Regions from separate parts of the Homo sapiens genome. Here region 2 is linked to region 1. The links are chromatin loops, found by intact Hi-C in ENCODE. Cell type or tissue: IMR-90. All regions are shown on one strand. Each heading gives the region's core, and the rest is flanking DNA. Links, peaks and the distances in the headings are about the cores only.

Region 1 (4,384 bases), core at 219-4,218:
TAAATAAATCCATTTTACCAACCTCAAGCTAAAAAGAAACAAACTCTTCCCAAGTGATGTTTAATGCCAATTTTTCACATTTTATCTGTCTTACAACTCATTAGAGGAAAACAATTGCAAAAATGTACCTATGTGGGGAAATCAGTATCTAAAAAGTACAAGATGGGATTATGTTATGGAATCCAAGAATAGGAAAGCGAATGTGAATCCAGACAGCATGGTTTAGACGGGGACCCAAATAACCTTCAGCATAACTTCTCCAAACTTCATCAACTATTTTTAGCTTTTTTAGTGGGTCTAAAATGCAGTTAAATACCAAATTTCAGATGTGAACCACCTTTTCCTGTTAACTTGATTCTTTTCTAAATTCAACGAAAAAAGAAGCCCTAAAATCATTTGCTTCTTGAGGTTATCCTTTTATTAATCCACTTGTATAGCTTCAACTCATAGACAGCTCCTGAATCAATGACTCCAGCCTGGCTCAAGCTTCAACTTTGCATTTCCTATTGTCTGGTGATTATCTTTCCACTTGGATGGCCCTCTGGCATCTCAAACTCTACAAACCAAACTCCTCCTTTCACTTCATACTCCATTCCCCACTCCCCAAACCAGTTCAGGGTCTAAGAGGATCACACTTCTCAAGGCACCATTTTTAACCTGAGGCCATGTACATTCAATTGCCAAGTTCCACAGACTACTTTTACATGGTTTCTCAAATCTTACCCTTCCATTGACAGGCATCATTCTTCCTGGGGTCTGGCAATATGCAACCTATTCTACAACACTAGTACCAAGTCAATATTCCTTAACAACAGCTCAAGCTAAGATTTGCTGCTGCTCAAAAAACCTTCAAAGGCTCCTAAATAAAACCTCCTCAGCCTGGCAATTTAGGGCCTCCACAATATAAACCTAATCTATATTTTCAAGCGCGCTTCTATTTTCCCCAAATCTCTGTTACAATTCGATTCATCCTTTAAGGTCAGCTCTACCCTGCCTTCTCCATGAAGCCGCTCCCTTTCATGAAACACTGGAGCAGCGGTGCTCTGTTCTTGTGTTATTTTGTGCTGGGCCCCAATTCCCCTTCCACTCTTCAAATCATCTAGGACAGAACTGATGTCTGATTTATGCTTTCCCCCTGTAGATCTTGGCATCATTCATGTCTATTATTTATTAAATGGATACTGAGAAAATATCCATCTCATTTTTAAAAAGTAATGACATGAAAGATTCACATACACTGTGAGTCAGTGAAGAGCTCAGGGGAGAAGCAGATTTATAAAGGATAAAGTTAATGCGTGCTGGAGTGAGGCGACTGCCCAATAATAATGTAACAACCTTAGGATATGTAACAGGAAGGAATTTTTATGAAATTCATTTCCAGAATTCAAAGAAGACAGTTTGTAGACTGAGTAAAAATTATAAGCTTCAGTGGTTAACAGTGTAGCTTTCTAAACTGGTTTCTGTTACAGTATATTTACTTGAAGCAATTGGGGGGGTACTTTCTTAAAACAGTGTTTTGCCTTCTCTTAAAACACTATTCCTTCTAGACTGTGTTTTTGCTGCTGAATTTAAGGTGACTTTCATTTTTCTAAAAAAGTTACACCAAAAGCACACTGCACCTTCTTCATTAAGGTGAAATCATATGCCTTTAGCTTGAGGACAGTCTCTTTGAAACTGCTTAAAAAAAAAAAAAAAAGAAAAATGCAGGCTACCTTAAGGCAGTAACCTAGATATGCTTACCTGGCCACCAGATCTCATTAATAAATCTCAGAAGCCATCCATGGGAGGAGGAGGGGCACATTTTTGTCATACAACTCATCCAGTTCTGCCCAGTGCTTCCTTATTTAAGAGTGTGATGTAATTTCCTCCTTTCAATCTGGTTCTAGAACCTGATTTCTGTTTATTCAGGGTGATAAATGGTCTTTTCAGTTCCATTTAAGAATCACCTACATTAAGTACTTCCATAACCAAGGAAGATAATAAGGTAACTACATTTAAAGGCAAAATTTATAAAAGGAAACTGATTTAGGAATATGACAAACTCCATGATTTTAGATCCTCCCCAAATATACCAATCTCTGCATGTTTATTTTTTAAAATGTCTAAAATAATCACCTGTGAGGAAATTAAAACAAACAAACAAACAAAAAAACACCAATTTTTTTTTTTTTTTTTTGAGACGGAGTCTTACTCTTGTCACCCAGGCTGGAGTGCAATGGTGCACAGCACAATCTCCACCTCCCAGGTTCAAGCGATTGTCCTGCCTCAGCCTCCCGAGTAGCTGGGATTACAGGCATGCACCAACTCGCCAGGCTAATTTTTGTATTTTTAGTAGAGATGGGGTTTCTCCACATTGGTCAGGCTGGTCTCAAACTCCTGACCTCAGGTGATCCTCCTGCCTCGGCCTCCCAAAGTGCTGAGATTACAGGCGTGAGATACCACGCCCGGCCCAGATTTCATTTTAATAGCCTATGATTTAGGTAGGGGTAGGAAAAGAAAGAGGGAGGCAAGTTAAGAAAACTTCCTTAGTTGTACTCTCTACCATGGTAAGCATAAGTAGCCTTTAAATTAAAAACATAGATTACTTTTAAAATAATGCCATGTTTTAATGTAATTAAAATACTCCTGCATGAATTCAAGAAAAGCTTGATGGCTTCAGTAAACATTAAAATATAGTTCAGTGTGGCAAAGATGAACATTTGTGTCTGTGTTTGCAGCTCCATTCCTCAGAGGCTCTTAAACATGTCCAGAACATAATGGACCATTTGTAGGTGGTGAAATAGAGGCAACAGAGAAAATAATTTATCTTCAAACTGTCAAATAAAAAATAAATGACGTAATTTATTCAATAATTCAGAATGCTTTCTAGCTAAGTATTTTAAAAAATGGTAAACTAACAAAAAACCCATTCCCTCAACTACCATAATCCAGTCTTTCAACTCACTTAAGCCTCCCACACAATTTTAGTGTGACAGCAGAAAAGTAGGATAGCAGGAATACATTCTTTTGTCCTTTGTATTTCTCCTACAGAGTAGCACAATCAGTAACTATATATACACACAGAGGGGAGAAAAATATTATTTCTTTTTGACATATAACAATAGATTATTTCTTACTATAAAAGTGAATTCTAATCTAAAGACAACGAGCACAATGGTCTAATGATGGGACGCAAGTCTTTAAAACTTCAAATTTATTTAACAAGCATTTAAGTTACCCGATGGGTAACTCTAGATTGTTACAATTAATATAAAACCATTAATGATAACTAACATTCACTGGACATACAACTGCCAGGCAAGCATGGTTCTAAGTGCTTTATGTGTATGAACTCATTTAATCCTCTCTACAATGCCATAAGGTGGGCTACTATTATTACTCTCACTTACTTGAGGCACAGAGTTAAAGAACTTGCTCAAGGTCAAAACTGGTGAGCAATGGGGCCAGGACTTCAACTAGACAGCCCGGCCTCAGTGTCCAGGCCCTTCACCAACACACCACACTGCCTCTTCCTGTCCCTACGGCTTTTTAAACTGGCGAAGTAGGATCCGACTGACTATACTGCTCAACTTGTAAGGGTAGCACAGATCCTTTTTTATGGATTTACTGGTAATAGTTTTTCTTGGGTAACCTGTAGCCTATGAAAGTTCCTGTTTCACTTCAACTCCCTCAAATTCTCCTATTAAAAGTTATTAATTGTAGATCTGGCCTATGTATCCTCTAAAATGGGTGGGTTAAGGCATCAATTTGACATTCTATTACCACTTCAAACAACTATTTTGAAGCCCTCAGTCTTTAACGATCCACGGATGCCCCACCACAACAGAACTCTTTACAACATGGTTATTTCATATAACACAAGTCTGTTTTTACTCGTAATAAGCGGTTACTACATATACCCAACGGGCCTCCTTTTAACATGCTTTCACAGCATGGATCCCAATGATGGCATTATAATCACACTGTATTGTAAAATCCGGAATTTAACAATAGCATACCTTATATTTGTAAAGCACTCAACAAGTTACAAAGCACCTTCTTACACATTATCTCACTTGATCCCCACAACATCCCTGTAAGAAGAGGCAGGGATTAGAATCTCCATTTTGCAGATGAGGAAACAAAGTGAGGTTAAATATCTTGCTATAAGCAAAAGGGCGATCATGGCTCTTCTGTACTATAATCCAGCATTTTCCCCACACTTTCACTACCTCTCCACTCTATAGTATCTTCATTTTAGGCAACAACCTCATTTCTCCTTGTAACATTCTTGTTTATAAATGGAGAAACTGAAGCAAAAGGCTGTTAAGTTAAATGCTCAAGACCTAAGTGCTAGTCAATAGCAGAGGCAGGAACAGAAACTCAACTCATAGTGCTCATTCAG
Region 2 (4,384 bases), core at 88-4,087, 350 kb before region 1:
CAACAAAATATTAAAAAAATAAGCCAGGTGTGGTGGGGCCTGCCTATGGTCCCAGCTATTCTGGAGGCTGAGTCCGGAGGAGCACTTGAGCCCAAGAGGTTGAGGCTGCAGTGAGCTGTGGTTGTACCACTGCACTCCAGTCCGGATGACAGAGTGAAACCCTGTCTCAAAAAAAAAGAGAGAAAGTCAGGGTATCCTTGGAAGCAAAATGCTCCCCCAGCTCCAGCCAGAGTCGTCTGCCGTTTCTCAATTTATGTGTTGAGTCCATCTATGTTTTGCTTTGCTTTTTTTTTGAAAAGGGGTCCCAGGGTTGCTTAAAAAAATTCAAAAGTCACCATTGGCCGGGCTCAGTGGCTCATGCCCATAATCCCAGCACTTTGGGAGGCCAAGGTGGGTGGATCACCTGAGGTCAGGAGTTCGAGACTAGCCTGGCCAACATGGTGAAACCCCGTCTCTACTAAAAATACAAAAAATTAACTGGGCGTAGTGGCACGTGCCTGTAATCCCAGCTACTCGGGAGGCTGAGGCAGGAGAATCGCTTGAACCCGGGAGGTGGAGGTTGCAGTGAGTCGAGATCACGCCACTGCACTCCAGCCTGGGCGACAAGAATGAAACTGTCTTAAAAAAAAAAAAAAGAAAGAAAAAGTCACCATCATAGATCGTCTACATCCACTGCCTTCACCCTACTTCTCTAAGCCAAACAAAACCAAAAACCAAAAATCTCTCTCAAAACTGAACAGGGCACAGCTTCTGAAGAGTCATCCTGAAGATCCTTCTTAAGTAAACCTGGCCTTCTGCAAAATTCCACACAGGTCATAGGACGCAGGATTCCAACGTGCACCCTCCCCCAGCCCCCAGGCCGCCTCAGCTCCCGGGGATCTGACTTTGAGAACCACTACTCCAAAGACCAAAGCATCTTGCCTGAGGGACACAAGCAGTAGAGGAATCTCTGCTTTTTCTGTAGAGCAGAATAGCACAGGAAGGGGACAGAGTGGCCCAGGCTTTCCCTAAATAACCTAGTGCAGACAAGCACGTGCATCCTGACCTCTACCCAGCCCATCTGGGTGCTCAGGGACCAGCACATGCACCACGGGCCCTGATTGGACACTGCCTGGGAGGTGGCTGCCCACGGCCCACTCGGCTGGAGAACACCAAAGAAGGGGGCTCATACTTCCTCACCCTTCTTCCCCGCTGGCAAAGCTAAGAAAATCTGTGTACAGACACCCCCAGCTCTCCCATCCCCGATAGGAAGAGCCCGGAAGGATCAGACTGGGCTTCCTCTTGGTATAGGTTGGTGTGACCGTGTTTCTGACCCCCCTGCTGTTGTTGTTTTGTTTTGTTTTGTTTTGTTTTGTTTTTGAGAAGGAATTTCACTCTTTTTGCCCAGGCTGGAGTGCAATGGCGCCATCTCGGCTCACTGAAACCTCCGCCTCCCAGGTTCAAGCGATTCTCCTGCCTCAGCCTGCCGAGTAGCTGGGGTTACAGACACACCCTGCTGCATCCAGCTAATTTTTGTATTTTTAGTAGAGACGGGGTTTCACCATGTTTCCCAGGCTGGTCTTGACCTCCTGGCCTCCAGTGATCCGCCCACCTCAGCCTCCCAAAGTGCTGGGATTTCGGGCATGAGCCACCACACCCGGCCCTGACCTCCTAATCTTATCAGTGACTCTGAGCTCAATGGCACCTTCGGAGTGCCCACCACACCCCCCACCCCACCCCATGAAGGCCAGTTGGGCATCTTCCCCGTGCCCCCTGACCCTGGGCTTAAGAAAGCGATGCAAAGGGACAGGGAGGAGGCCAGGATCAGGGTGCGGGGGGACGGTCAGAGCTGTCTTCTGGTCCTGGCTCCTTGAGACCTGACTCTCTGGGGCTCAGTTTCCTTACGTGTAAATGGCTGAGAGGGGGTGGCCTCGAGGCACTCCCAGTCCTAGGACCTGGGAGATTTGGTCCTCGGGACACTTAGAGGCGCCCTGGAGCCCTTAATGTCTTGCAGAAGCCAGGAGGTGGGAGGAGGGTCCCCTCTTTTCCCGAGGTCCTGGCCTGTCAGACAGGCCCTGGGCTGGGTGCAGACCCACACCCCAGCCTCCTGGGTGTCCTGGCGAGTGGGACATTAGCAGGCCTGACTCCTTCTGTCCTTTCTGGGCCTGCAGTTCAGCAGCTCGCCACACGAGGGCGGCCCAGGAACAGGAACGCAATGGCAGCCTGGCAGCCTGGCAGCCCAGCAGAGGGAGCGGCCAGCCTTGCTTTTCCAGAAGCCCTCAATGCTTCCAGTTACCCACAACCAAAAGCTGCTGAAATTCAGCTTGATTTGGAAAATGCGCATAAGCCACCCAGCTAGGCCCTTTGGGGCCCCACCTGGCCACACAGTGAGGCCTCAGAGGTTGTGAAGGGCCCCTTCCTCCTTGCTGTCCTCTCCTACCCAGGCCACTGTCTCCACACCACAGCAGGGGTGCCCCCATCCTGGGTTCTACAGGAGAGAGCACCTTCTCTCTTGACACTTCTCTCCCTTTGTCTGGCCCTCGTCCTGTCCCCTCCCTGCCAGCCTGTCTGTGCACTGACTGCATCAGGAGTCCAATCTGGCCAGGTTCTGCCAAGCTCAGGGAGGGCTCTACAGGCAGGCTCGTCGGCCTGGGCCCTACTTCCCAGTCTGCAAAATGGGGTTTGGCTAAACGGTTACTCAGCACCCCCACCCAGCTCTAAACCTCAATGCATCTACCTAGCAGGAATGCGATGGCCGGGGCCATCCTGCTGTCTCTTCTCTGAGTGGCCCTCCCTCCCACAGGCTGCTCCCATTTCTCCTATCTCTGTCCACCCCTTCACCTCCAGCTGCAGCTGGTCACCAACACACACACACACACACACACACACACACACACACACACACACCCACCACACACCCCAGAGGCGTCCCCCTATGCCCCAGCATCTGCCCTGGCTGCATCAGACATGGGCCCTTTATCTCAGGACTCAGAGACCTCAGATGGCATTTCGTGCCCCCTCCCCACCCCCAAAACCCTCCTGCGTCATCTCCCACCACTGACACTCCTGCTGCAGCAGCAGAAGAGCCTGCAATTACAGCCTCAGGCACGCGCGTCACCACCAGTTCAGCGCAGCCAGGCGGGCTGTTGCCATGGGAACCATCCCTTGAATGGATGGATGCTGAGCTGTCCTGCGGCGGTTTCCATGGAGAAGGTCCTGATGTTCTCCAGTAATTTCTGCAGTTCTTTGTTCCCGGCAGCAGCCCCAGCCTCATGCTAGCAGCTGTTGATTGCGGTTATTATTTTTTCCCTTTTTCTCACATGGTAACTGTCTGTGGCCTTTTGAAGTCACTGCTCTTCCACTTCCCAGGATCCTGGGGGATGGTGCCCTGAGCTGGCCTTCTGGTGCTTCCAGACATCCCAAAGTCAGGCTCCACCTGTCCGCCGGCACTCTTCTCAGCCAGGCACCCACTCCCCCCAATGCCCCGCCACTTCCACGGAGCTGCAAATATCCCTGGGCATCAGAACAAGGGATGCTGTGGTCAGAAGGGCCCCTAGCAAGGAGATGCCACCCAGAGAGGCTGGGCCACTTGCCTGAGGACACACAGCTACTGAGGCGCAGGAGCAGGCCTCCTGCTTTTGTTTCTCGGTCCTGAGCTCTCTCTGCTGCCGTAGCAGTAAAGTGACCTCCCAGGCCAGAGCCAGGCTCATGCAAGAGCAGGGGTGGAATATGCTTTCCAGCCTGGGAGAGCCCCTTCCGTGGAAGAAGTCTCTTTTCCTGGCTGGGCAATGGGAGGAGCTACTTCCACCTCATCCCTGGAAACACTCACTCCTGCTGCAGATGCCCTGGGCCAGGCCTGGGTTCCAGGAACATTGTGGGGCGCCTAGGGCAGGCTCCTTGTAGAGGCCGGGGCTTCCTCCAGGGCAGGGGTGGGCCAGGGCCCAGGAGAGGCCAAGCAAGAATGAGTGACTGACCAGTAGGGAGCATCTGGTTGGCACGGAGTTGGGGGGTAGGGAATCACTTCTCTGGCCTGGAGCAGTGGGGAAGGTGGGCTCACAGCAGCTCCTCACCCCCACCTCCCAGGCTCCAGCCTGCCTGGCGGCCTTCTCCAGCCTGGACACTAGGTGGTGCTCTCCGCCCTGACCTAGCAGCTCTCCGCCCCACTGCAGGGAAAGGTGTTTACTGGTTTGGGGGTGGGGTGGATGGCGCCTCTGGGGTGGGTCCACCCAAGGTTAGCCAGGAGAGTCCGGGAGGCCGGCACCCCTACCTTCCTCATCCCCAGGGAGAGCCTCCCTCTACTCAGTGACCAGCCCCTCTCCTCGGCTAAGCCGTAAGTAGGGGACCTCCAAGGTGCCGTCCACCTCGCACCTCCCTCTCTCATCACTAAGCAGGACAATGGCCATGA

What was found. Peaks named below come from ENCODE experiments on the same cell type or tissue, not always from the same donor. Only the 100,000 strongest peaks of a DNase experiment are listed, where the experiment ranks them.
Region 2: a loop joins it to region 1, with 16 times the contacts of the local background. A loop is called at or near these places in 2 of 110 quality-filtered maps.

The regions. Positions count from the first base shown.
Region 1 is chr1:8,018,395-8,022,778 of GRCh38, forward strand. All of the region lies in intron 1 of ERRFI1 (ERBB receptor feedback inhibitor 1), which reads right to left. Among named protein-coding and RNA genes, the nearest start is that of ERRFI1, 5.7 kb to the right of the region's middle. In IMR-90, for the core only: no CTCF peak of the experiment used is centred there; a DNase peak (open chromatin) is centred at 1,897; H3K4me3 peaks cover 737 bases.
Region 2 is chr1:7,665,547-7,669,930 of GRCh38, forward strand. All of the region lies in intron 9 of CAMTA1 (calmodulin binding transcription activator 1), which reads left to right. Among named protein-coding and RNA genes, the nearest start is that of VAMP3, 100 kb to the right of the region's middle. RefSeq lists enhancers at 2,275-2,464, 3,633-4,384. In IMR-90, for the core only: a CTCF peak has its summit at 2,182 (motif pointing right); DNase peaks (open chromatin) are centred at 2,205 and 3,125.